Linked DNA regions of Homo sapiens: region 2 is linked to region 1. A link is an interaction called in ENCODE POLR2A ChIA-PET data of the cell type or tissue named here. Cell type or tissue: K562. All regions are shown on one strand. Links, peaks and the distances in the headings refer to the core of each region. The heading gives the core; the rest is flanking DNA.

The links. Peaks named below come from ENCODE experiments on the same cell type or tissue, not always from the same donor. Only the 100,000 strongest peaks of a DNase experiment are listed, where the experiment ranks them.
Region 2: POLR2A ChIA-PET joins it to region 1 with 12 read pairs; 19 of 35 experiments call an interaction of 5 or more read pairs at or near these places.

What each region holds. Positions count from the first base shown.
Region 1 is chr6:33,272,292-33,280,291 of GRCh38, reverse strand. RPS18 (ribosomal protein S18) reads right to left here. Exons shown (of 6, transcript NM_022551.3): 2 at 7,566-7,664; 3 at 4,409-4,495; 4 at 4,226-4,327; 5 at 4,025-4,116; 6 at 3,781-3,901. The coding sequence ends at 3,826. It overlaps B3GALT4 (beta-1,3-galactosyltransferase 4), which reads right to left and starts at 3,169. Exons shown (of 1, transcript NM_003782.4): 1 at 1,467-3,169. The coding sequence starts at 2,872. The coding sequence ends at 1,736. WDR46 (WD repeat domain 46) reads left to right here. Exons shown (of 15, transcript NM_005452.6): 13 at 433-528; 14 at 682-795; 15 at 918-1,184. The coding sequence ends at 1,016. RefSeq lists enhancers at 1,573-2,304, 3,039-3,771. In K562, for the core only: CTCF peaks have their summits at 142 (motif pointing left), 2,162 (motif pointing left) and 3,015; DNase peaks (open chromatin) are centred at 121, 2,151, 3,041 and 3,550; H3K4me3 peaks cover 5,493 bases.
Region 2 is chr6:33,416,266-33,429,647 of GRCh38, reverse strand. SYNGAP1 (synaptic Ras GTPase activating protein 1) reads right to left here and starts at 9,583. Exons shown (of 19, transcript NM_006772.3): 1 at 9,317-9,583; 2 at 6,050-6,171; 3 at 3,745-3,850. The coding sequence starts at 9,383. PHF1 (PHD finger protein 1) reads right to left here. Exons shown (of 15, transcript NM_024165.3): 15 at 13,209-13,382. It overlaps CUTA (cutA divalent cation tolerance homolog), which reads left to right and starts at 11,541. Exons shown (of 6, transcript NM_001014840.2): 1 at 11,541-11,689; 2 at 11,953-12,167; 3 at 12,338-12,397; 4 at 12,506-12,551; 5 at 12,679-12,728; 6 at 12,872-13,206. The coding sequence starts at 11,648. The coding sequence ends at 12,998. RefSeq lists enhancers at 1-576, 3,726-4,268. In K562, for the core only: CTCF peaks have their summits at 902, 1,997 and 3,568 (motif pointing right); DNase peaks (open chromatin) are centred at 1,547, 3,647, 3,767, 4,327 and 3 weaker places; H3K4me3 peaks cover 4,091 bases.

The DNA.
Region 1 (8,000 bases), core at 1-8,000:
CACTGCTGGAGAAGGTCAGGTTCCCCCCTGCTGGAGAAGGTAAGGTTTCCTCTTCCTGGAGAGGGTGAGATTCCCCTCTCCTGGACGGGGTCAGGTTTCCCTCTGCTGGAGAGGGTGAGATTCCCCCTGCTGGAGAGGGTCAGGTTTCCCTCTGCTGGAGAGGGTGAAATTCCCTCTCCTGGAGAGGGTCAGGTTCCCCCCTGCTGGAGAGGGTGAGATTGCCCCTGTTGGAGGTGAGGTTCCCCTGCTGCAGAGAGTGAGGCCCCTGCTGCTGGGGAAGGTGTGGTTTGGGGTTGGAGGTAGAGAAAGCTCTCCTGATGTCTCATGCTGGGGGTCTTGGGTAGAGGGGTTCAGCAGCCTCCCTGGCTTCTCTTTTTGGTGCTACCCTCCTGTGGCTCCTTGCTGAGTCCTGTCCCTCTGTGACACCCCCAGGTACCTGCAGAGCTTATTTGTCTGGACCCACGAGCCCTGGCCGAGGTGGATGTCATCTCCCTGGAGCAGGGAAAGAAGGAGCAGATAGAGAGGCTGGTATGGAGCAGGCCCCTGAATGCCCAGGCCCGTCTTCTCCCCCACATCCTCTCCCCACCATGGCTTGTCCCCAGAAGTGCGGCCAGCAGGTGGGTGCTGCCAGTTCCCTGACTCCGAGGCTGTAACAGATATCACTCCTGTCCCCTCCCTCAGGGCTATGACCCGCAGGCTAAGGCTCCCTTCCAGCCAAAGCCAAAGCAGAAGGGCCGCAGCTCCACGGCAAGCCTGGTGAAGAGGAAGAGGAAGGTCATGGATGAGGAACACAGGGTAAATGAGCATTGGCATGGGCCGGGCCTTCCACAGGCTGCACCCTCCTGCTTGTGCCTCTGCCCTTGTCAGCCTGCCACTTCTCACTCTGTGCCTGTGTCCTCCCCGTCTCCGGTCCCCAGGACAAGGTCCGGCAGAGCCTTCAGCAGCAGCATCATAAGGAGGCGAAGGCCAAGCCCACGGGGGCCCGGCCATCTGCCCTGGACAGATTTGTGCGCTGAGCCAGACTCCAGGGTTGCCTGGGAACAGTCTCTCCCCAAGATCACCTGTAGGGAAATGAGTGTTCCCTGGAACAAGGAGGTGGGGGCAGTGTGGCCCCTTCCCCAACTGGGGGTGGACAGCTGTCTCCTGGGGTGGGTTGGTATTAAAGAGGAAAGCGATTTTTTGGATAATGTGTCTGGATCATCTTGTGGACCTGTTCCCCTCCCCCTTGCCAAGCATGAGGCCATTCTAGGATCGGAGGGGTCAGTGTCCTGCCTCTACCCCCACCCCATACCTTGTGGCTGCTGTGGCCTTAGCTTTGCCTTTTAGGGGCCTTCCTCCTCAGAGAGGCTGTCCTCTCTCCCATGTCCCTGGAGATGTCCTTCCCATGCAGCAGGGTCTGGCAGCCTCTGGGCTCTCCAGGTTTGTGGTGTTCTGGGGGTCCTGGTGAAGACCACACTGCACTCGAAGAAGTGGAGACAAGTTTATTGAGGAGCTTGACACCCCTCTTCTGCCCTAGCTTGAGAGAACAACTGCAGCATTTTTTTCTTTTTCTCTTCCCGATGACCATCTTTTGGGCTGGCGGGCCAGGCCCCTGGGTGTCTCCCATATCGCTGTCTTTAGTGAGACTGAGGATCTGGTATAAGGAAACAGATCAGCTGCAGCCAGTGAGGGCCCCTGCGTTGGGCCTGGGAGAGAGAAGGTCCTGTTCCTGCCTTTCCTGTGGCCCCAGGCACTCTCAGCTCTGAAGCCAGGCTATTGCTCGACACCGCAGGATGCCCAGGACTCCCTGGAACCAGGAGCAAAAGGGCGCAGTCCTTTCCCCGTCAGAGCCACCCACCAGCTTCCAGGCTTCCTGCATCTTCCAGGGGTCCAGCCTGTGGGACGTCAGCAGGAATTTCCCATAGCAGCACCGGTCTAGCGGGTAGTGGGTGGCACCAGCCAGCTTGACACACTGTGTTGGGGCGAGGCCTCCTCGTCGGGCACTTACCCCCACAAAGACATCCTCTAATGGGAGAAGGGGTGCCCGGCTGGCCACCTTGAGAATGAGCTGCACAGCAGACGCTGACAGCACATACCCCGTGCCTGAGGCATAGGGTGGAAAGGGGCCCCAGGTGTGAGGCCACTGCTCCTCTGATACGCGGTGCCTGCCCCCCGGTGTCCGAGAGGGGTTCACGCGCCAGTGCACCCGGCCCAAGTACAGAAGAGGCACTTCCTCGCTGTGCAAAACCTGGCCTCCTTCCTGCTCAGCCTCTCTCTGGGGTTCCGTGCTTCTCTCCCATTGCCCCCAACGGCCCCCTCGCAAGACCAGCTCTGATACCAGTTCAGGGACGTTGACATACACATCATCGTCCGTCTTGAGGACGTATCGGGCCATGGGGCAGTGTTTCTCAGCCCAGTTCAGCCCGCTGAGGGTCTTTAGGGTGAGGTTGCGGTAGGAGTCCTGGAAGGCGGCCTGCAAGATATCCCCCTGGGCTGCTGACTCCGAGGCCAGGTCACTCCCCTGGGAACCCCACACGGGGTGCTGTGCGTTCGGCTCTCCCAGCAAGAATAGCGTCTGTACCCTGAGCCCCCGGGCCTCGCGCAGCCCGCCCCACGAAGCCCGAATGGCGTTTCTCTGGTTCAGGTTCTCCGGAGCCGTGCACACCAGGATGAGCAGGAAGGGAGGGGCCCCGGGACCACTGCAAGCTTCCTGGTTGGGGATCAAGAGGCGGGGCAGGGCCAGGGGCGGCCCCGGTGAGGCGGGGGCTGGGAGCAGGGAGGCTAGTGAGAGGCTCAGCAGCTCCTCCCCCAACCCCGAAGGCCCGAAGAGGGTCCAGACGATCACCAGCAGCAAAGCGGCGAGAAGGAGGCGCCGGAAGAGCCTGAGCTGCATGGTGCGGCGTACTCCGAGGGGATCCGTAAGAGCGAAGGGCGGAGACTAGCTCCCCGGGCCTGGGTCACGGCCGGGGACTTAACCGACCACGCCCGGGATGCGGAGGTCTGAGCGCGCGACCGGGACCAGCGCACCCTGGGGGGCGGGGAGAGGCGGTGCAGCTGCGGACCGCGGTCGAGGCATGCTGCGGGGGTGGCTACCTTGTCGCCGCGGCCTCGCCGCCAGCAAGCTCCGCTCCATGGCTGGCCGACTGCGGCACTCACGGCCCCTCCCCCGCCTCGCCCCGGCGGCCGGTCTGCCGCCCGCTTCCGCGTTGCGCGCTCCCATCCCCGCCGGAAGCGGCGTCGGAGCAGCGCGGCAGGGCGCGGAAACCCGGGCGGGTGGAGTGGCACCAAACGGAGTGAGACCGGTCTGTCCAGCCGCTCCCCATCCCAACCCACCGACGTACTCCACCAGGGAGACCACACCCTTCATAACCAACGTCCGCGTTTTTGCCTTTGTTGCTTCGGTCACAGCCCGAAGGATTTTCCCTTATGACTAGATGACCCCTTAAAAGAAAACAAAAACAAAAACAAAAAAACCCAGAGTGACCAAGACCTGCAAACTCACCTTAACTGCAACTGGCTAGGCTCAGCTAACCCACTCCACAATGATGCTGCACACCAACCCCAGGGTGTTGGTCTCTAAACTGGTCTGGGTCAGCCCCTCAAGGCTGAACTGTTTTACCCTCACATTTCTCTTTACAGAGAGGGACATCACTAGCTACATATAGGGAGACTGGGGGGTCTGCAGCATCACCACTGCTAAAACTAATAGCACTGTGTGGGCAACTGAGTAGGGCAGCTCTAAATGGAAAAAGGACCCAGCACTTTAACATTCCCTATTAGAATGGACAGAAAGGACAGGAAGCCATAGGTATATAAACTATTTATTAACAGACAAGGCCTACAGACTTATTTCTTCTTGGACACACCCACGGTGCGGCCACGGCGGCCAGTGGTCTTGGTGTGCTGGCCTCGGACACGAAGGCTGCAGGTAAAAAGAGAAGAGTCACAGGTCATGCACAGCAGAAACAAAAGGTTGGGGAAAAAGAAGAGCGAGTAGGAGGAATGCTGAGTCGAGGTAGGCAGGGAGATGAGACCCCCCACTCACCCCCAGAAGTGACGCAGCCCTCTATGGGCCCGAATCTTCTTCAGTCGCTCCAGGTCTTCACGGAGCTTGTTGTCCAGACCATTGGCTAGGACCTGGATTCAGAGGAGGGGGCAAGGGATGTTTTATCCCCTGACCTCCTATGCCCAATTCTGTTAGGACCCTCCACCCTTCCTCTAATCCTGCCCTCATTTCAGTACACACCTGGCTGTATTTTCCATCCTTTACATCCTTCTGTCTGTTCAAGAACCAGTCTGGGATCTTGTACTGGCGTGGATTCTGCATAATGGTGATCACACGTTCCACCTGGCAGGCAGACCAAGGTCAGATCTAGATGGACCCCTTTCTGAGGCTGACCCCACCCCCAGCCCCCTTCCTTGTCCTCACCTCATCCTCAGTGAGTTCTCCCGCCCTCTTGGTGAGGTCAATGTCTGCTTTCCTCAACACCACATGAGCATATCTTCGGCCCACACCCTGAATGAAGTGAGGGGTTTCGGAATTAGTGTTGAATCTGATTTTTAAATTCCTTTATAGCCTCATTCAAAAAGCTCACAAAGGTAGGATCTGCAATAATCTATTTTGCAATCCCCTAGGTCACCCTTTCCTCACCCACCTTTCCAGATATAAACCGTTCGACAGAAGGTTAACTTTGGGCCGGTCGCAGTGGCTCACGCCTGTAATCCCAGCACTTTGGGAGGCCCAAGTGGGCAGATGACATTGAGGGCAGGAGTTCAAAACCAGCCTGGCCAACATGGTGAAACCCTGTCTCTACTAAAAATACAAGAAAAGTTGCTGAGCATGGTGGCAGGTGCCTGTAATCCCAGCTACTTGGGAGGCTGCAGCAGAATAGCTTGAACCTAGGAGGTGGAGGTTGCAGCAAGCCAAGATCACGCAACCACACTCTAACCTGGGCGACAGTGAGACCCCGTCTCAAAAAAAGAAAAAAGTAACTTTGTTCAGGGGTATGACTGAATCATGAACACAGAATTTAGTATTACAGACAACCCTTTGAAAGCAGGCAGTATCTTTTTTTTCCCCCATTGCTCAGCATATGTAGTTGTCACTAAGTGCCTTCTGATTCTTGCATTTAGGAGAACAAGGGGCCTGCCACTCCAAGCTGATGCAGTAAACCAGGGTCTTATGAGTTACAGGCTTTGATTAAGGTATTGGGCTGTCAGTTCCTCAGAATCTCTAAGGGTCACAATTATTTAGGCAAATCACTGTATCCCCATAATCAAAGTATTCCAAGATCACAAACTCAATTTTGTCAGTGCCCAGAACTGACTGCCCAAGTTATTATAAAAAGAAACTAATGCTTACATTGGTAGCATCACATCAACACCAGCACTAGCACCCATGCCATCTGAACTCATGAACCAAAGTGATTTGGAGAGTGAAGGAGGAACTGAATACTGAGCCCTGCCCCTCATTTTGTCCAACTAGAACATCAGAATGTGGCCCTATTTGGAAATAAGGTCGTTACGGAAATAATTAGGTAAAATGACGTTATATTTGATTAGGGTGGGCTCTAGATCCAATGACAAATCATGAGAGAGACACGAAGAGGACCATGAGATGACAGCAACAGATTGGAGTAATGCAGCTACAAGCCAAGGAACACTAAGGATTACTGACAACCACCAGAAGACAGGAAGAGGCAAGGTAGGATTCTTAAGTGCCTCCAGCGCCAAGAGTAATTTTCTGCTTAGTTTATATGAACTTGTTACAGTAGGCTCCAGGAAACTAAAACAAATGGCAGTTCCTATCTGCAAGAAAGAGATCAAGGGTTGGCTTCACCGTGGCTCATGCCTATATGCCTGTAATCCCAGCACTTTAGGAGGCTGAGGCTGGAGGATCACTGAGCCCAGGAGTTCAAGACCAGCCTGGACAACACAGCAAGATCCAGATTAGCCAGATGTGGTGGTGCACACCTGTAGCCCCAACTACTTGGAAAGTTGAGGTAGGAGGATTGACTTGAGCCCTGGAGGTCGAGGCTGCAGTGAAGAGTGATTCCGCCACTCCAGCCTGGGCGACAGTCTCAAAAAATAAATGTGGCTGGGTGCAGTGGCTCACGCCTATAATCCCAGCACTTTGGGAGGCTGAGGTGGGTGGATCACCTGAGGTCAGAAGTTTAAGACCAGTTTGACCAACATGGTGAAACCCCATCTCTTCTAAAAATACAAAAATTAGCTGGGCGTGTGCCTGTAATCTCAGCTACTTGGGAGGCTGAGGTTGCAGTGAGATAAGATTGCACCATTGCACTCCGGCCTGGGTGACGGGGTGAGACTCTGTCTCGGGATAAATAAATAAACATGACCAAGGGTCAAATTATTAGGTTGATTCAGAAGAGAGCAGGGTCTTTCAAATTTATTAATTAAATGACGAGGTTTCACCATGTTGACCAGGCTGGTCTCGAACTCCTGACCTCAGGGGATCCGCCCACTTCAGCCTCCGAGTGAGCCACTGCACTAAGCCTCAAATTTAATTATATGTTTACAAGTGAAAAGATTTACTTCAAAATGGGTGTGGGAAGAGATATAGATGAAATAAGATTTCTAATTTTTAGTTAGATACATCCATGAAGGTTATTCTCTATTACACTTATGAATGCTGCACCTCTACTTAAGCCTCACAGCCGGTCTCTGAAATAAGTACAGTATTTCACACTGCCTTATTAGTTTCACAGAGCACCCAACAGAAGGAATTTCCCTCTACAAATTCCTCAACAGAGCCAACAGTATCCCTACTACTATCCATTCCCTAACGTCGCCTAAGTACCTACCATGCAACAGAAGCCAAGAAGACAGGCCTAGCCCTGCACGCATGGACACATACTGGTAGGCTATTTCCACAACTAACTACACATTCTGACTTAAGGGAAAAAAAAAGAACGTTATGTATCTAGAAAGCCAAGAATTCATTAGGTTTGTGGAGAGAAATACTCAAGTGAAATAATATTCTTGCATTCATTGATTCGATTCTTAAAAGCCAAAGAAAGATGGATGTACTCCTTCACACTTCGACAGGAAAGGAGTGTCAATTATGGCTCATCTGAGTAAATGTCCCACTCAGACTTCTTCCACCCTCCATCTACAGGCTTCTTCACACTTTTTATCTGTTGGTATTTCTACTTATCCCTCAAGATGCCCAATAATCCTCCAATTCTCAGGGAATATAAATTTCGCAGGAAGGGTTGCTGTTATGATGGTGGGATGGGTAAAGAAACCGAATCTAGAAGAAATCTCACAAGCTCGTGGTTCAGGAAAATCTTAGCGAATTCGGGTGAGCAACCATACCTCCTCCCCACTTCCCCAGGTGAAATGTTTTGGCTTGACCTTAGACCACTATCTTGGCTTTAATCACTTATTTTCTGTGGTAAATGCTAAAGGGGTCAGTCTCTCCCTAAACCACTTTCTTTTCTTAATCCAGCAGTCAAGGTGATCTGGATGAGACTCAAGTCTCCCCAGCCTTGCTTCATTTTTGCTTATGTCTTCACAACCCAATTCTCATTTACATTCCCTATTCCTTACCCTACTTCACTTACCTTAATGGCAGTGATGGCAAAGGCTATTTTCCGCCGCCCATCGATGTTGGTGTTGAGTACTCGCAAAATATGCTGGAACTTTTCAGGGATCACTAGAGACTAGTTGAAAAAGTACGGGGGAAGAAATCAGACACAGTAAACTATCAAACAGTAAGGCCGATAAGGCAAACGAACTTCATACAAAAAGGTTAAGCCTGTCACACAAGTGGCAAGACACCCGCCCCCCATTCCTTAGGTTTTCACACCACAGAGCAAACTCCTCAGTCCTGCAGAGTAGGCACATGAAGCGTTCAAGCTTGGGAAAATGCAACCTCTGGAGAGAGGAAGCAGGTCTCCTGCCCATTCCCAAAAGTGCGTGGCAAAAGCCAGAGTTCCCCATATACGCCCAAGCCTTAGACAGCTTTCGTGCGCCCGAGCAGTGACCCTTCCTCGGGC
Region 2 (13,382 bases), core at 71-8,070, 150 kb before region 1:
CACAATGGCACTCACACACACACAGCAAGGGCTTGGACTCCTGCCCCTCCAACATCTCTAATCTTGCCATCACCCACAGAATCTCCCCCTGCCCTCCAAATCCCTAACCTTCCCTTTGGCCTTTCTTCCTCTCCACACCCAGCTGGCAGCTCTCAAGGGGAGCCAGAGGAGGGAGGTTGCCAGAGAAGGGCGAAGAACAGGGTTGGACACAGAGCAGAGAAATGGGAGACAGAGCTCTGTGCTGGGGATATGAACCTCTAATGACAGTCCCTGCTATGACAGGCCTCACTGTGAGCCAGCCCGTATGCCTGAGTGGCCTTCCCTGATCCAAAACCAAGCCTGATCCTGCAAGGCCTACAAGAATCCAGTGCCTTCTCCCATCTTCTTCCCTTTCTTCTTTCAGAGATCACTTTACCAGAAGGCCTGACTCTCTCCTCCCCACTGCCTCCCCAGCTCCCAGACCCCTTCTTCTCCCACCATCTCTATCCAGTTCCCCATCTTAAGCTCTTATCCCCTGTTCTCTCTTCTAAGTCTGGCTTGGCTTTCTCCCACATTCCCATTCTCCAGCTATTCTTTCTCCCTGGCCTGCTGCTCTCTGCTCTCTTCTTCAAGCCTCTCTCATTCCTTCTCTCCTATCCCCTCCCCACTTTTCCTCTTTACCCCATTTCTTCCCTTTTTAAGCTTTTCTGTCCCCACTTACTGACCAAGCAGGGCTTACACCTGCCCAGCCCAAAGGTGTTTCATACACAGTAGAATTCCAAGGAACACATTCACACACTTACTCCCCCCAGCCACACCACCCACATCCAGACACGCCCTGGACACCCATGCTGGGATTGACACAGATACTCAGGCCAGTGCTGGAACACACATGCAAAGACACACACCTGCCACCAGGGACACAGAAAATCCTGCTCATAGGGCCACACATTCCCACACACAGAAGCCTGACAGGAGGTGAGCCCCAGCCAGGGATATGCATGCTCAGGGTCAGAGGTGACATGGACCAGCAAGGCCGCGGACTGCCCCACAAGCCCGTGGCTGGCCCAACAGCCCCCTAGGCAGGAAACAGGCAGAGGCAAGATAAGACAGGACACACTTGCACAAGGATGGCTGCACATGTGTGCACGAGGAACTGGGCCCCCGTGTGCACATGGCACCGACACACAGGAGACACGAGCATGGGCACGAACACACACGCGGACACACGGGCTGCCCCTTCCACCAGGGGCTCCAAGATCCCACACACACCGGCCGCCCCCGCGTGCTCAAGACCCTGTCCGCACGAGGCCGGTCCCCGACCCTCCCGTCCTCCGCTGTCCCCCTCCGGTTACCATAACTCCCCCCACTCGGAAGATGCAGCGAGAACATGCGGAGGGAGCAGCTGCCGCCGCCGCCGCCGCCACCGCGGCTTCCCCACCCCCCTCCCCGCGCCCACGCACACGCGCGCCCCCGCCCCACGCGCGCGGCGCCCCCCCCTCTACGCGCGCTCCTAGTCCGCCCGGCCCCGCCCTTACCTCGCACCGCCCCCCGGGGGGGCCAGGGGTGTCCCCGGTGGGGGAGGGGCCCCGCCCCTGCGCGGGGGAAGGGCGGGGTGCGGAGGGAGAGGGGGCGGTACGGCCCGGCTCGCGCCGCCCGGCGCGGTGGGGGCGGCGGCGGGGCCCGGGACGGCCGGGACGGCCGCGCGGTGACGGCCGCGGGAACGGCTCCCTCCGCCGCCGCTCCCGCCGCTGCCGCCGTTGCCCGGGCCCCGCCGCCGTTGCTAGGCGACCGCTGCTGCCGTGGCCGCCTCTGTCACGAGCCCTGTCGCCCGGAGACAGCGCGAGAGAGACGGGGGAGGGGGGCAAGGGGACCCCCAAAACAAACCAGGCCACCCACCATCCCCTCCTGAGCAGGACCCCCCCACACACACAAAACCGCGGAGAGAACGAGGGTTCGCGGCTCCACCCAGCAGAGGAGGAGCCCAGGATTCCAATGCCCCTCAAAGGTCCGGCGACCTCTCCCGGGCTGGAGAGTCCACAGCCTCAGCAAACACCTTGGCATTGCCAAGTCCCCAAGGTCCCAACGACCCCTATGTCCACTGCACATCCTCCATGCCCTTTACACATTCCATGTCTGCCTGAAGACCCTAAACGTTCACCCCCATCAACTTTCACTAAGCCCTCCCCCCAAATACATATGCCCCTGGAACCCCTCCCAGCCCCTACTGAACCCCAATACAGCAACCTCCACATGCCACCTCAACTCCAAACACACACGGTGTCCCCACCCAAAACACACGGGAGACCCCCGCCAGAGACCCCTAGACCCTGAGGACTCAGGATAAGGAGAAAGATGGGGAATAAGTGGGCAGATCTGCCAACCACAGGACACATGATAAACATGCTCTGTGAGCATGTGACCATTCTGGCCTGGAAACGCAGGTGTACACACATGCACACAAACACACACATCTTCCCCAGACATGAACATGACATACACACATATACATATACACACAGATGTGACAGACATCACACACATTCTCTGTATACACTCCACCACCACCTGACTTTGCCTCACAGAGATGTGCTACCCACACACCCCGATGGTATGGGGTTTCCATGACAATGACACACATCCCTGACCACCCACCCACCCACCCAAGGTCCCCAAACCGGCCCACAAGGCTAGTAGGGCCTGGACCTATCAGAAGGCTGGAAGGAGCCAAAGGATGGGGACAGGTCACTGGCTCTCTAAGGGAGAGAAACTGGTAGCTTGAATTCCTGAAGGGAGGGGGAGCTGGTGGGAAAAAGGGGTCACCTGGGGGTTGGAGGAATGGGGAACCTGGATCGCTAGGTCCGGGAAGGGAAATGAAGTGGAAGGGGGCAGTGACGAGGGGGTTTCCGGGGGCTGAGGGCGTCTCTCTGCACCTTGGCTGCAGATCTCTGTTCTCTGCCTTCATCTCCCCTCACTGTTCCCATGGAAACCTTTTAAGCGAACTTCTCAGGAAGACAAAAATCTTTTTTTAAATGACTAAAGAGGGGGTTGGGGGGGCAGAAAGGGGGAGGGAGGGGAAGAGACAGATGGAGAGAGGGAGAGAGTTGGAGAGACAGACCGCGCAGATAGCTCTACAGACAGAAAGGAGATGAGATGGGAGTCTGATGGACTTTCGCCGGGAGCAGAGGGGAGGGACGGGGTAATCAAGAGGGGTACAGAAAATAAGAGAAATCAGGGAGGAAAGAGAAAGGGTGATACAATTGCAGAAAATAGAAGCAGCTGATGAGAGGAGAAAACAGGGGGTAATAAAAGGAGACCTCAAGGACTGAAGGTCCGGAAGAAGAATCAGGAGCATAGGGGTGGGGAAGAGGTCTGGGGGGAGGGCAGGAACTAGGTCATTCTTTCCAAGATCCCAGACCAGGGGCTGGGAGGGGCAGGGGCAGGAACACACGGACTGGAAGCTAAAGATCTAAGGAGACTATTTTTACAAGCACCAGGAAAATAGTCAAACTTCACTGCTGGAGAGGAGAAAGGGAGCGAAGCCGAGCGAGGACCCACAGGGGCCTCTCACCCACAGCCCCTGTCCCGCTCCACCTTCCAGAGGAGGGCGCCATCTCCCCTCGGGAAGCAAGACTTTGTCTCCGCCTTCTCCCGCCCCCGGCCAGCTCCCGCCGCTCCCCGACGCCCCCGCCCCGCCAGCCCGGTCCATCTTCAGCCCTCTCCCCGCGCCTGTCCGGGTCATGAGAGCCTGCTCGGCCGCCGTACCATGCTCGCCGTGGGGCCGCCCCTCCACCGGCACGGAGACTGTGCGTCTCAGCAGTTTGTTGCGACTGGACTCGCTCCTCCGGTCCCGGATCAGTAGGGGGTGTATCTAGGGGAGGTGGGGGTGTGTCAGACCTCCCTGGCCCACGCCGCCCCTCCCCTCCCTCTTCCCCCCTCCGCCTCCTCCCAGGAAGGGCGGGCCTCCTTTTCCCCCTAAGCCTGCCCACTTTTTCTGCCCCGGCCCCTCCACACTTGGTGACTGGATCTCTCCCTTCTCTCCCCCAGTCTCTCTCTCTCATTCTTTGCCGTCCCACCCTCTTTTCTCCCTCCATTTGTCTTGAAACACCTTCCGGAGAATTCTCCCAAACCCTACTCAGCTCTTCTGCAACTCCTCAGAAGTTAGCTACTTCCTGAATCCAGTTTTCCCTTGACCTTCAGTTCCTCCATTCTCCCTGCTTTCCTCCCAACCTCCCACCTCCCTTACCCCCTTCTCTCCCTCCGAGCCTGTCACGGGGGTAGCAGAAGCTGCATTTATAATCAGGATCCACAGCTTGTCTCCCTCCCACGGCCCGGCTTGCGGCCAGACTGGGACCCAACCTCCCCTCCCGCCAGAGGGCCTGGTCACCTTCCCCCACCTTTCATCTCCTTCCATCACCCGACCCAGCATCTCTCAGTTCCCTTCTTCCCCTCAGCCATCACCTTTCCCTAAGCTTCACACCCAGCTCCCCCTGTCCACCTCCATCCCTACCTCCATACACCTCCACCCCTGCAGTCTCCTCCACCTCTACAAAGAGCCACAGGAACAGACCCCTCACTATCCCCCAGCCCCAGTTCCACCACCCATCCAATTCCAACTCCCTGCGTCTGTTCAGGCTGCTCATTTTCCCAATTCTATCTACTCCTCCTCCCACACACACGCCCTTCCTGCTCCAGACCGGCCATTCCTATTGCCCCTCAACTTGCTGGCCACTGGTCCCTTCAGTCTGTCCCTATCTCTGTCATTCCTTCATTACCCCAATCCATTGTCTTCCCTCTTCATCCCTATAACAGTCCCCACTCTGGGTTCCAGTTTCCCCCATTTCTCCTACAGACTCCAAACCTTGATCTAGGGGTTTGACCACAGTCACTCAAATGTCTCCCAATGGTGTCCAAAACTTAGACTCCCCAAGCCACCTCTCCTTTCAAAGTCACCATATCCTCTCCTTAACACCTCTACTTTACTCTGTGGCCTGGAAGCTGTCTACCCAGCCATCTCTCCACACTCTCACCTGCCCCCATAGGTCCCTTGACACTCTAGTTAGCCCTGACTCAAATTCTAACCCTTCCTCATCACACCATTCCCAATAACTTTCAGGGTCCATCTCTCACCACGTTTGGTTTTCCAGGCTACCCTACCATTTTTTAAAGCTTGTCCCCCAAATCACCCCCATTCCCTGACTCACACTTGTGGGGCACCATTCCAGTTTTTATCCTCTATTTCCTCCAATGGACACTCCTGCTGACCCAGCTCCCAAATCAGAACCCACACTTCCCTGGCTCTCAGATCTCCATACCTGGCCACCACCTCCCATAAGAGGCCTCTGTCCGTTTCATCTCCTTTACTCTGGCTAGTCCCTGCCCCTACTCCACTTGTACTCCTTTAGATAACTCCACATACTCCCAGTTCCCCTCCCTTATATTCCTTCCTGATGTCCAACCACTCCCTTGCAGAAGCCCTCTCAGTGTCTCTCTAAACCTTGATCTCAATCACTCTCCCAGTCTTCACCCCATCATGCCAAGATCCACTGACCTCAGTCTTCTTTCCCAGTATCCTCCAGCTACCTAAAACCTCCTCTATCCCCTGCCTTTTCTCTGCGTCCTGCAATTTCTCTTCTTGCACTCTGCCCCCTGATGGAGAAAGGACTGGGAGTCTTGCTCAGTGGGCAAAGCAGAGAGGGGTCCTGAGGATTGCTTTGGTTGGGAGGGCCTTCCATGTCTTCACCCCTTCTCCAAACCCTTCAGTTCCCCTTCCCCATTCTAACCTATCCTACAATATGGACAGTGTGAAAACAGGAGCCTCCCCACCCCCGAAATCTTCAGAACCACATCTCCTCCCCAACACAGCTCATAACCCTCAAAGACTCCCTGCCCAAGATGAGAGAATGACTACCCCTCTTGTCACACTCCAACCCAAGTCTCAATGGCCACCCTCCTGCCATTTGCAAATGTTTCTTCTTTGTCTGCCTTCTTTGTGTCTCTCTCCCCTTCACTAATGAGGACTCTCCCCATTCTCCCACATGCGTTTTCCCAGCCTTCTCACCACACTCACCTCATCCTCATCCAGCATGAGCAGCTGGTTCCCCGAGATGATGCAGAACCGAGGGTTCCAACCAGGACGATCATACGGGGAATGAACGTATTGGGTTCGGTGCATAGAGGGTCCCCGTACATCTGGAGGACAGAGACACACAGAAACAGTAAGGGAGGCTCTATGCATTTGGAAGCAGAGGCCTAAAATGGCAAGAAGAGAGTCCACAAAGTGAGAAGGGGACCCTACCGGCCTTCAGGAGATCACAGTTGAAAGTGAGACACCTGGCAACTCTAAAGGAACACAAGACAAGCATTTATACAAAGGGGAAAAGAGGAGAGGATCACATCACAGAAGGCTCTGGAGACTTGGGGGAAGAAATGCAGAGGTTCAGGGATGGGAATTATATGACAGAGAAGGTACACGTTTGGGGGCAGAGAAAGATGAAGGAGCTCTCCATCTACTTCAGGAAAATAAGGTAGAGGTGCCGCAAAATTGGCAGGAGAAAAACAGAGAAGTTGGTGTCAGATATCTGGGTAGAGGAAGGCATCCAAATAGCTGCAGAAGACAAGGACTTGGAAGGTGGCACCACCCCTCTATAAAAGAGTATGAGGAAAGCTACATGGCTGTGGGAAAGAAGGATGGGGTGTGTGTGTAGGAACATTGGGATCATGAGATTCTGAGGGCTAAATATCTAGAAAAGAAGAAGTCGGGGAGCTTACCTGTTCACAGTCAGAGACATGAGAGGGCCTCCCCTCCCAACTCTTCCCTCCTCTGTGCCCTCCTCCCCTAGTTCAACCCTGCTCATCCTTTAGGGAAAGTTCTGGTTCTTCTGGTGGTAAGGAGAAGATGGCTTTTGTCGGCATCTGGCTGTGGAGGCCCCAGGGCAGAAGGTGGGAAATATGCCCTTGTTTGGACAAGTAGAGACCAAATTTATCTCTTCTCCCATTCAGTGCCCAGAGATTCAACACTGCCCCCACCACCTCACCCCACCTAGTCTCAGTGGACAGGATGGAAGCCACTCCATAGGTCAGGAGCCTTCTCAAGGCACAGTGAGGAGCTTGAGGAAGAAAGATGTCAGGGGGAAAGAATGGAATATCCAGGCCTGGTGACACAGAGGGGCCTCCAAAGACAAGAGCTGGAGATGGGAACAAAACTTTGAGAAGAGAGAACAGTAGACCAAGTGTCGCCTATGGCTGAGATGAGACCAGGGTCCTCCTTCCCCAGCTCTGTTGTTCTTGCCATGCCGCTCTCCCTGCAAACTGCCTCTCCTTTAAACCCCAATGCCACACAGGCCCTATTGAAGTAAGAGAGATGTCACATTGGCGACAGCAAAGAGCTAGAAATTAGGCTTAAGGTATCAGATTTTAGATGGAAAAAAGATCAAACTCTGTCACCTTTATGGGATAACCATGAGTATACTGCAGGAGAACTGGTCTTTGAGCTTCATTCCAACAGAATGCACTGAGTAGCAGAGTTTTGCAAATTCAGCCCTTTTCTGTCTATAAATATGTCTCTCAAATTTACCCAACCTCCAGATCACAGTGAGCGATGAACCCTCAGAATGTCCACCATTTAGAAACCACATACTTTGAAACTCTATCTCAACCCATCTCAGAGACTAACTAATGTTCTCTAGATACAGAGATCACCAATACCTAGCCTCTGAAACTACAGACATTGCAGGCAACATGCCCACCGCACTTAGACACTTGGTATACCCAGAGGAGAAATCTGTTGATACACATAAGCATTTGGGGAAAGGGCTGGTTCAGGCTGCAGCCAAGGGAGGCGGGTTAGACTTCAGAGGGCATCTTTCTCCTGGCAGCAGGGAACTTAGGAACAACTCTAGAAACACACACACACATACTGTCTGGACTTGGTGAAGAATGATTCTGGGAGGCAGATGCAAGAGGCAGAGCAACATGGCTGAGAAACGGGAAATTTTTACTAGGATGAGAAATCCCTCAAGGGCTGAGATGGGGATCCCTTGTTCTAATCATCAAAACCTGTGTCTTTGTACCCCAAATCTCCAACACCCCAATAAGTAGAGGAGACAAGAAAAGAGAAATGATAATAAGAGTTGAGGTATTAAGGGAAAGTGGGTAGGCACAGACTTGTGGTGACAAGGAATGGTCTGGGAGACAAATAATAGGAGTAGATAGAAAAGGAGGCAGAAATGATGGTAAATGCCCAGGGGCAAGGGAATACACCTGAAGGGCTCGACTGGACATGTGTCAGAGCAAAGGAGGCAGACCTAATGCGGAGGCTATGAGAAGGGGTCAAGACGGACTAGTAAAGAAGTGATAGAGATATAAGGGAGCGACCACATAGAAAAGAGATAAGAGAGAGGCAATGAACACCAGAGAGGGGACTGATATAGGGGAAGGACAGAAGGGGGACTCATATAAGGAACGGACACCATATGGGGGGAAAGATATAGGTGATGGACAGCAGAGGAGGGAGGGGGAATGGAAATAAGGATTGGAGGGGTGGGGGAAGGGGGTAAAAGTGATGAAGTGAAGACAGCATTAAGACCCCAGAGGTTACATTTTACTGGTCAAGAGCCTTTAAGAGGGTCAGAGTCTGGGGCAGGATCCTAACCTGTCCCCTACTCCCATCATTTCATCTTACTTGTACTGCCACCCCCCCAAGCACACATAATTTGGCCCTCCCCCTGCCCTGGTCTCCCCTCCCCCACCGTTCCCTCTCTCTTCTCTCTTCCCTCCATCTGGACCCTCCATCCCCCCACCCCCCACTGCCTCCCTCTCTCTCCATCTGGCCCCTTCTCTCCCTCCATCCTCCTCTCTTTTTCCGCCCCTTACCATACTCTGAGTCCCCCACCAAATTATCCCCCCACATCTTCTTGGCTTCTCTTTTCACCCCTATGTTTTCATTTCTCCTTCCTAGCCCCTCTCCCAAGACTCTGTCCCTCTATTTCCTTGATGTTTTCCTCATCACTCAGCTCCCACCCCCAAATTATTTCTGCAGCTTTTTCCCCAACCCAATCCTTCTACCTTCCCACCCCTTTCTGGCGCTTTCTTTCCCCTTCATCATTTTCCCTTCAGCCCCCTTTCAAGGCCCATTTCCTGGCCCCTCCATCCCTTATCTACCCCTATCCCTCTGGCCTCCAATCCCTCCTTCCCGGTTGCTCCCACCCCTGCCTTCCCGGTCCTCCCCTCTCCCTCCATTTCAGCCGCTCCCTTCCCTCGGCCCCGACTCTCCCCCGCCCCCTGCCCCTCCCCCTGTTGCCCCCCATATGGCCCTCCCCCTCCCCCCACCACGTACCTCTGAAGGGGGCATAGGACATCGCGGGGATGCTCCCCCGATGGATGGAGGCTCGAGACCTGCTCATCAGGCCTGGGGGGAGGGGGCGGGGGGACGGGGGAGAAAGAAGAGAGAAAGAGGGGGAGAAAGAGGGGGAGAAGGAGGAGGAGGTGGAGGAGGAGGAGGAGGAGAGAGGAGGAGAGAGGAGCAGAGAGAAGCAGAGAGGAGGAGAGAGGAGGAGGAGGAGGAGAATAAGAGCCAACGGCAGCAGCGGCAGCCGAGAGAGAGGGGGGGCGGGGGAGCGAGCGAGAGCGAAGAGAGCAGGAGGAGGAGGAGGAGGGAGAGACTCTGCAGCCCCCACCCCTACTCCGGGAGGCCCAGATTGTGAGAGAGAGAGAGACCCCTGACTCAAAAACACACCAGAGAGAGACAGAGGTCCTAAAGATGCAGACCCCAGACCCTGAGACAGAGAGACCCTAGACCCACAGAGAAAGATACTTCACCACCCCCCACTGTGGGGTAATTTGAGACACAGGGCCAAAATCTAGAGGAAAAGAGACTCCTGATTTGAGGAAAAAACGACCCCAGATCCCCCAGAGAGAGAAGCTCAATATCAAAATCTGAAAATCCAGTCTAAAAAGGGTTCTCCATACCTACAGATATCTTAGACTCCAGACCCTGAGATGATGATTTCAGGGACCAGGACCTGAGACCTAGACTCAGAAAAAGATGAGGCCCAGATTCAGAAAGAGCCAGATGTAGAATTAGAGCTTAGAGAACTCAGACCTAGAAAGAGACCCCAGACTCAGATCTCAGAGACTGATAACTTAGAGACAGAGACACTCCTGACTTAAGGGGAGATAGAGACTTCAGCTGGTCCGGAGATGGACAACTCAGAGACCCAAAATTCATGAAGAAGACTTCGAAAGACCTCAGAGTGCGACCACAGACCCTGAAACATAGAAACCCCCCAAACCAGAAGCATAAAAGGAAACTCAATCCTAAGAAAGATCTCCACACAAATACTGAAAGACCCCTCCGAAATCTGTCTCAGAGACAAACTCCAAACTCAAAGACAGAGATCTCAGGGAACCTCCCCTCCCCACTTCCCTGCCCTAGAACCTCCGAGAGGTATAACCCTGACGTCAGCCTGGGAAACTCCGAGGCATCCCCACCACCAGACCAATGACCTCAGACCTTGAAGGGAGGGGAAATATTGGGTGGGGGCAGTGGCAAGAGCTTTTTTCTCTGCACCTCCTCCCACCTCTCTGCCTCTCATTGGCCCCTCTCTCCATTTTTGGGTCACAGGATGTGCTTGGGCCCCAGGGAAGTTATGTAGGGCAGGTCCTGGCTCCTTGGGGGATGGGTTAGGGAAAGGAGACCCGAGGCTGAGAGGTGGACCAATCCTGGGGAGTGGAATAGGCAGGGAAGAGGGGACAGAAGGACCATCACCACTGTCCCCATCCTGCAGCCCTCGTTCTCCTTCCCTCTGATTCAGTAGTCTGTCTCAAGCTTTGGGTTTTCAATTAAGATGGCTAGGCCCCATTTTCACCATCCTCTACCACAGGGTCTCGCTCTGTTTTAAAATGCTTCTTTCCTCAGCTAGCTATTGTCTTGCCATGCCCGTGCCTGCCTAATCACTCCCTGCTACCCAGGGACAGCGGGCTTCTAGATCACCGTTGTTCATTCCCAAACCCAGGCATATCTCTGCCCAACTAAAAGGGCAGGGGGCGCTCTCTTAACCCCTGAGTTTGGGGTGAAGGGTCCTTCTCAGACCCTCCCACTCCTTAAGACCTCGGAAACAGTGCAGGGGAGGTCACTAGGCACATTGTGGGGTTTAAGGATGATTCCCCACTCCACAGCCTGACGCATCGACTCTGCGGGGTCTCTGGCCCCCCTTTCCTGGAACCAGCTCTCGCCTCACGTGGCCTGCGAGGCTGGCCTGTGATTGGCCACTTGGCGTCACTCACTGAGTGCCGCCGCCGAAGAGGACCGGCCCCCTCACGTGACAGTGGAACGCCGCAGCGGCTCTCCTCAGCCAGCAAGTGGCAGTTTCGGGTTCACACGGAAACGGGCGTGCCATTTCCGCGCACGTCTGCAGATGCGGTAGTCGATTGGTCAAGTCTCCCATGGCTCCTCCTTCATCAGGAGGTGGGCAAACCGCGCCATGATAGGGTCGGGATTGGCTGGCTCTGGAGGCGCAGGTGGTCCTTCTTCTACTGTCACATGGTGCGCGCTGTTTTCTAATCACGTGGCTGCCACCCAGGTAAGAAGAGGCCGCTCTTCCTGGGGTTGTTTCTCCGTGTGACGTGTGGCCTTTGAGATCAACTCTCCTGTACCAGCGTAGGCCGCATGAGTGGGGGGCGGGCTCCCGCGGTCCTGCTCGGCGGAGTGGTGAGTGACCGGCCCCGCCCCGCCCCTTCCGGTCCTCGAAGCCTCGACCGCTACCCGCACCCTAAATCCCAGAGGTTGGCCCCCTGAGGTGTGAGTGAAATGAGCTTTTGCTTTATTTTCCAAGTTTCTCTCTCACCTTCAGGGGCATTCTTCGGGGGTGCATCAGAGGGAGGGCAGAGCCTGAGGATCTAAGCGAAGGCTTCCCCGGGTGTAATTTCCTGGGCTGTTTGTGAGGAGAGATCGAATTCGCCTCCTGCTCTCAGGCCTCTCTGCTCCTGTCTTTTGTTTGGATGCCGGCGCTGCTGCCTGTGGCCTCCCGCCTTTTGTTGCTACCCCGAGTCTTGCTGACCATGGCCTCTGGAAGCCCTCCGACCCAGCCCTCGCCGGCCTCGGATTCCGGCTCTGGCTACGTTCCGGGCTCGGTCTCTGCAGCCTTTGTTACTTGCCCCAACGAGAAGGTCGCCAAGGAGATCGCCAGGTAGGGACCTCGATGTGCAGCGAGAAAGGATGATCATGAAGGGACAGTTGGGGGTGGGGCAGAAGAGTGCTGCTTTCTCCTTTCTCCAGCTCTGGAAGCCTGTCTCTGGGCTGCCAGTACAAAAACTGGGGTTATGGGGTACTCTGAATGGGACTGTCTCTTCACTCCAGGGCCGTGGTGGAGAAGCGCCTAGCAGCCTGCGTCAACCTCATCCCTCAGATTACATCCATGTGAGTCATAGGAGTTGGGGGGTTAACCTAACTGTAGGAGCTGACTGGGAACCTCTTTCCTGGGGGAAATTCTTTGCTCCCCACAACTCTCCCCCTCTGACCTTTCAGCTATGAGTGGAAAGGGAAGATCGAGGAAGACAGTGAGGTGCTGATGGTGAGAAACATTTCCCCCACCCAACAAAATATCCCCAATCCCTGACCCCTTTAGCCCTTACCCCTCTTCTGAGAAACTGAACTCAATCCCACTCCTTGATTCAACCATGTTTATCTTTGTCCCTTAGATGATTAAAACCCAAAGTTCCTTGGTCCCAGCTTTGACAGATTTTGTTCGGTGAGAACTTTGAGATGGATGGGGTGAGGGTGTGTACTGTGTGGGTGTGACTTGCTGGGCAGTCTAGGGCTTGCGTGTAAGGGAGTGGGTTCTTTTGGGTAAATCTTTGAGTGATCCCCTTCCCCCACCCACCTATTTTGTAGTTCTGTGCACCCTTACGAAGTGGCCGAGGTAATTGCATTGCCTGTGGAACAGGGGAACTTTCCGTACCTGCAGTGGGTGCGCCAGGTCACAGAGTCAGTTTCTGACTCTATCACAGTCCTGCCATGATGAGCCCTGTTCCTGCTCATCATGAAGATCCCCGCGATACTTCAACGCCTTCTGACTTCCAGGTGATGACTGGGCCCCCAATAAATCCCGTCTTTGGGTCTCTCTGCCTTTTGCCTGTTTTTTGTCATGTATGCAAATTTGTTGGGAGAATATAAGTGCTTCTAGTCCCTGTATTCTCTACATCTTTCAGAATGACTCAGAGCTGCTAGATTTGTTTATTTCTCTTTATTTCAATCATACAGAGTCCGGGATCCCTTATCATCCTCCCTCCTCAGTCTCTGCCCCCAGGGGTTAAATAATTTTAAAAAATATTTAAAAAGCTGTAACAAAATAACATCAAAGGAAATGGGAAGGATGGGAGGGGTCAGGAATCATGAAGGAGGG